Regions from separate parts of the Homo sapiens genome. Here region 1 is linked to region 2. A link is a contact called in ENCODE Hi-C or POLR2A ChIA-PET data. All regions are on one chromosome and are shown on one strand. The core of a region is the stretch at or near the end of the contact, and the rest is flanking DNA. Distances in the headings are between cores, read along the strand shown.

Region 1 (2,700 bases), core at 8-2,507, 110 kb after region 2:
TCTGTCTCTGTCCTTTGTACCGGGCTGATGGGAAGACGAGTAGGACACCTCCCTCAGAAGGTCTGTGCAAAGTAAGGCACTGTCCACCTCGGAACGGTCTACTGCTCTCCCTCCTCCCTGCCCAGGCCAACCTTAGAACCAGGGCAGGGCTGGGTGGGAGACAGAGACCTAGGAACCCAGGCATGGCTAATGCCACTTTCCATATTGCTTCATCATGCCATTCTGATGCCCCAAGCTGCACACACACACAATCCCCCTGATCTGCTTTCTGCCTGAGGCCAGCATAGGGTCCCTGAACCTGCCCTACCTGCCCCCACAAACTGCAACCATGCCTTCCTTCCTCCCATCCGCTCTGCATCAACCCTTCCGCACTTGGCTTTACCCCACCCCACCCAGTCCACAGAGCTCAGGGAGTCCCCGGCGCCCCCACCTAGCCCCCAGCAATGGCTCTAGCCAGGCCTTGCATGTGCGGAGATGCAACAGAGTGGTCTGGCGGCAAAGTTCTCCTGCTGTTTTCAACGGTTCCATCCACCCGTGGCTCCCCGTCTCTCCATCCGGCTCTCCAGTCTCACATGGACCCGGCTCTCCCCGCTCCCCGCCAGAGTTTCACCCCCACTGTAGGAAATAAAGACTAAAGAAAGGAAAGGAAATCTCTCGCGATAAGGATGGGCGAAAAGAGAAGGGGGTGTCCGCATGAGCACCTAGGATGCGGGGAGTCTTCAAGAGAAAAAGAAAGGGATGCAAAGTTCCCGGTTCCCTCGGGTGCGTTCAGCCCCGCGCCGAGCTCCCGCGGACACCCGGGATCGCAAAGACGCAGCGCCGGCGACCACTCACCTGGGCGAGGCAGCATCTACCCCCGGCTGGGTGGCACCGAGGCCGGCTCCGCGGGGCGCCCGGGCTCCCCGGCTCGGCCACGCATCCTTCCCCGCCCGAGACAGACTCGAGCTAAACCCTCCGGCGGCTCCGGCGAATGCAGGCAGATGGTGGCCTCGGACGTCCACGCGGGGAAAGCCCTGAGCCGCTTATTCAGTTATATCCATGGCATTTAGCAAGAAGAAGGGGGGAAAAGCACAACTTGTTCTCTTCTCTTCCAGATTAAAGAAAAATAATAATAATAATCCCTCCCTAGGAGGATGCCGGTAGGATTTTCCGGATCGAAGAACCCCAGGCATTCCCAGGAACCTCGGGCATCTTGGAATGTGGGGTGTCTTCAAGTTCAGACGAGCCTGCCGGGTTGTGTATGTGTGAGTGTATGTGTGTCTCAGCGAGAGGGAGCCAGGCACTCACACCCACACGCACACACAAACACACTCCCCCGTACTCCCCGCATGCACACTGCCCCCCACGCGCGCGCGCATACGCGCGTACCCGGTTTCTCTCTCCGCTCCACACACACACACACACACACACGCACACACACACACACACGGATCACACGCTCCAATCTGGGAGGGAGTCGGGCGGGCTGCGGAGACAGCGCAGGGCCAGCAGTGGAGAAAACCCAGCGGCCAGAGGCGCCCAGGAACCCGGCGGCCGTGCGCACCGTCCCCGCCGAGCTCTCCGGCGCGGCAGCCCCCAGTGGCGAACCGCGGAGCTGCAGGAGCCGAAGGCAGCCTCTGCGCCCGCTGCCCTGCCCGCTGCCGAGCGCACCCGCTTCCGAGACGACCAACACCGCCGCGGAAACCAGAGGGATTCACGGTCCTGGCAGGGGTGGCGCGGGGACGCACGGTGGGGCGGGAGTGGGCTGGGGCCGCAGTCGCGGAGGGAGGTGGGCAGGCCGCGAGCCCCGGAACCGGGAGGGCGGTCTCCGCGGTCCAGCGGCACGGGCAGCCCCTGCGGAAGGCGAGCCGGGCGGCCAGGGCTGCACCTCTGCAGCTGGCGACGGCGCTGCCACCTCACGTGCCTAGCGCGCCCTGCAGCCGTCAGCCCGCCGCCTGCTGGAGGAAAACCCGACCGCGCCGGCCCTAGGCTGGGAGTGGGGGCTGGGGCGATCGCGCCCACCCAGTCCTGGGGCCCAGTTCAGATTCTCGAATCCTGGTAAGGGACCTATGAATAACGAGCGCCCCGTGCACGCACACACACGCACTTTGACTTTTCATGATTATTACAAGAATCAGTGAAGGGTGCAGTGGCGCCAAGTGTTTGCACAGCATCTTTACAACTCTTCACTTGTTTGATCTTCTCAGCAACCCTCATTTGATGTATAAGGAAACTGAGGCCCAAAAGAGTAAAGTGACTTGTCCAAGGCATGTGGTAGGTAGCGGAGACCCTACTCAAAGCAGACTGTGAGCTCACAGTCAGAACACCCAGGTCTGGCCAAGGTCTCGTCTTTGGTTATCCTCTCGGTTCACTATAAACAACTAGTTACCAGAAAGGTAGGACCGTCCTCTGCCTTACTGGACTCCCCAAGAGGCATTTCCTTCCTTCTAAAGGAAATGAAATTTTGAGATTCCTGTTGGTACTCCAGCTGGTAAATCCAGGGGCAGGAAGAATGTCAATGTTGCAGTCCTTCTCTTCTCTCCTGGTGGCTAACACATCCCGTGCACCTGTCCCGGTTACCCACAGGGAGGCACATGTTGCATGTGGATGTGTCTCTGCAGCCCAGGATTGGCTCGGCTGGATACATCTGTAACATACGACCCTGTGTCCTCTCTACACACATGCATAACTGCAGAAGCCGAGGCAGCTGGTCCTCATGTG
Region 2 (2,700 bases), core at 50-2,549:
TCCAGCCTGGCCTGATTCCGTTCAGCCCATGCCACAACCCTGTACCTTAGTCAGACTGGGCCTTCCATGCCCCATCCACACTCAGGGCCATGCCAGAACCTGGATTATAAAGTATGAAGGCCTTTTCCCCCTCCCCACATTTATTGAAGTTATCTGGGCTGGTGTCTGCCTTCTGTCTGCCGCTACGTTTCTCCAGACTTATCTCCTCCAAGAAACTTTCTTTGATAACACAGATGTATTAGGAGCTGCCACTAGAAATTCTCTTTGTATGAAACCGTCTTGAATTCCCTTTGAACCTGTGTCTCCCCAACCTCACTGTAAGAAAGGCAGGGCCCACATTCTCTTGTGTGTATGCATCACCACCCATCCATACTTCCAGCAATGCCTGGTGCAGAGCTGGGTACACGGGGAACCCCATAGGTGCTGAGTTAGCAGGGGTAGCCCCTAGGTCAAACTTGCTGTTTCCCATTCCCTGCTTTCCACCTGGCAAACTTGTATACACCCTTCAAAGCTCAACACTCTTGGTCTCTAGAAGCCCTCCTTTATAACTTTCCAGACAGAGTTAATCTCTCCACTTGCCTGCTCCCCTTAATTCCCAGCATAGGCTCCATGGGAAGAGGATACAATGCCTTCCTCTCATCGTCACTTTACTTGGCTGTTTCGCCACCACACTGGGGCAATCCTGAGAGCAGGCGTGACCCACAGCCCAGAACAGGCCTCGGATGTTGGTGGCCCAATGGACATCTTCTGCCCCAGTCCGGCTCACACTCACTGGCAAGTAGAATCAGGAGTGGCATCCTATTTCCAGCCTGCCTGGGCTGGACTCCAAGGAATATCTCAGGCCTGCTACAAAGTAGCTTAGGCATCTAGTTCCCCAGAGTCTCTTCCCACCTTCTCCTTTAATTAAACTCACCTTCGACTCTTGATGATCAGGAAATGGATTATCTAGGTCAGCAGTCTCCAATCCCAACCACATATTAGACTTACAAGGAGTTTTACAAAATTCAGTGCCTGGCTTCCAGCAGATCAATTACATCGGGATTTCTGGGAATGGGACCCAGAGTATTTTGGATATTTTTTAAAAGGCTCTTCAGGTGAGTCTGATGATCAGAGGGGTGGAAGTAACTCATGTTGGTGGTGGTTTTCTAATTAGAAGTGTCTGCCTTTTGTTCTCATGATGTCTTAGTTTTGGCTCATCTCCTGAGTCAAGGGCTCTCCTCGAAGGCTGGCTGGGAAGAGGTCATGGCTCCTAGAGCTGATGGGGATCTCAAGGGATGGTGACACCTGGCTGCCTGCTTTCAACAAGGTTATCTACGTTGTCTGTGGTCCCATGAGAAAACCAAAACCCAGAGAGGTTAGGTGTCTTTCACAAGGTCACACAGCCAGTGGATGGCCACAGTGAGTTATAAATCAGGTTCTTTCAATAAAGATTTGTTGGTGGGCTGGGGCAGGGGTCAAATGAGGCTCCAGAATGGCGCTGAGTGCATGTTTTCCCAGCACATCACCTGCTTTCCCAGCAGGCGCTGCAGGAATGGGCGAGAGTTAGCTCCATTTCCCTCAGTAACAATTCCCTGGTGGCCTCAGCTAAGCAGCCAGCTTTGGGCACATCCTGTCCCACTTGTCTCCTCCTAGGAAAGAGACCCCAGCTGGAAGCGCGTTCTCCCCTCCCTGCTCCTTCCAGAGTGTTTTGCTGAAAGAGCTGCAGGCAAAGCTCTTTAGCGCCATGGTGGTGAGTCATCCGTGCCCCTCTTTAGAGACCCGACGCTCCTCTCCAAGCTCGGGAAGGAGAGATGTTTAATTTATCAGACAATGCCACAAGATGTTGTTTACATGCACACCGGATGTAACACAGACGCAGCAAACCGTGAATATGGTAAACCTGTTTGTGGCTTCTCCTCCGTGTCATAATTAAAGAGACAGTTGATTGGATCACATGTGCAAAGTGGCAGCATCAGGGCGGGAAGCCACAGGGATAAGCCGGCACCAGGGGATGTAATGTCCTGTCCCCTGCTATGCCAGGACGCACCCCTGCTGCCATCCTCTTCCTCTCAGATGGAATGGCTGTGTGCCCTGCTGCCCTGTACATGCTTTCTCTTCCTGTCTCCACCCCTGAGTTGGGGTCTGAGCCCATACTCTGTGCTATCATCTTATTTGGTCCTCAGAATAACCCTAGGAGACCAATGCTATTATTGGCCCATTTTACAAATTACAAATAGACAAAAAGTGCTAATAATATTAATTGCCACCATTATCACCACCACCATGGTTAATATTTGTATATGTTTACTCTGTGCCAAGCTCTAAGCCCCTTATACATTCATTTAATCCTTGCAACAGCCCCGTAAGTACAATTAGTATCCTTATTATACACATGGGGGAAACTGAGGAACAGTGAGGTTGAGCAACTTGCCCACAGTCACACAGCTGGAAAGCAGCAGTGAGGAAATAATCCATTCACTGATGGAGTGAGAGCAACTGGAGATCCAAGGGTGAATGGTATAGACAGCCCACCCCTCACAGAGCAGGTGAATTAACCTGCTGAGTACCCCAGGGTTGGTCAGTAGCTGAGCCAGGGCTTGAGCTAGGTACTCTGGCATCCTGAATTTGGTTTCCTTCCTGTCTGACCATGCTCTCAGTCCTTTCCAATATGTGCATGTGTGTATGTGTGTGTATGCACACATGCACATATGTGTAGTGTGT

The links. Hi-C counts contacts between places; a loop is a spot of excess contacts on that map. ChIA-PET counts read pairs that join two places held with the same protein, here RNA polymerase II (POLR2A). Pooled maps may share reads with other maps.
Region 1: a map of natural killer cell shows a loop between it and region 2 (7-fold over the local background). The contact joins the promoter of LRFN2 here to the enhancer-like site in region 2. A Hi-C loop is called at or near these places in 2 of 168 maps with a recorded cell type or tissue (A673 and natural killer cell) and 5 of 50 pooled maps. POLR2A ChIA-PET finds 5 or more read pairs at or near these places in 1 of 52 experiments (A673).

The regions. Positions count from the first base shown.
Region 1 is chr6:40,586,107-40,588,806 of GRCh38, forward strand. It overlaps LRFN2 (leucine rich repeat and fibronectin type III domain containing 2), which reads right to left and starts at 1,258. Exons shown (of 3, transcript NM_020737.3): 1 at 835-1,258. RefSeq lists silencers at 1,431-1,530, 1,621-1,690.
Region 2 is chr6:40,476,097-40,478,796 of GRCh38, forward strand. All of the region lies in intron 1 of LRFN2 (leucine rich repeat and fibronectin type III domain containing 2), which reads right to left. Among named protein-coding and RNA genes, the nearest start is that of TDRG1, 99 kb to the left of the region's middle. Within about 2 kb of position 1,300, at least 4 of the 41 ENCODE cell types and tissues checked have a DNase peak (open chromatin) inside an H3K27ac peak, as active enhancers do; they include A673 and natural killer cell, where a contact is called at or near this core.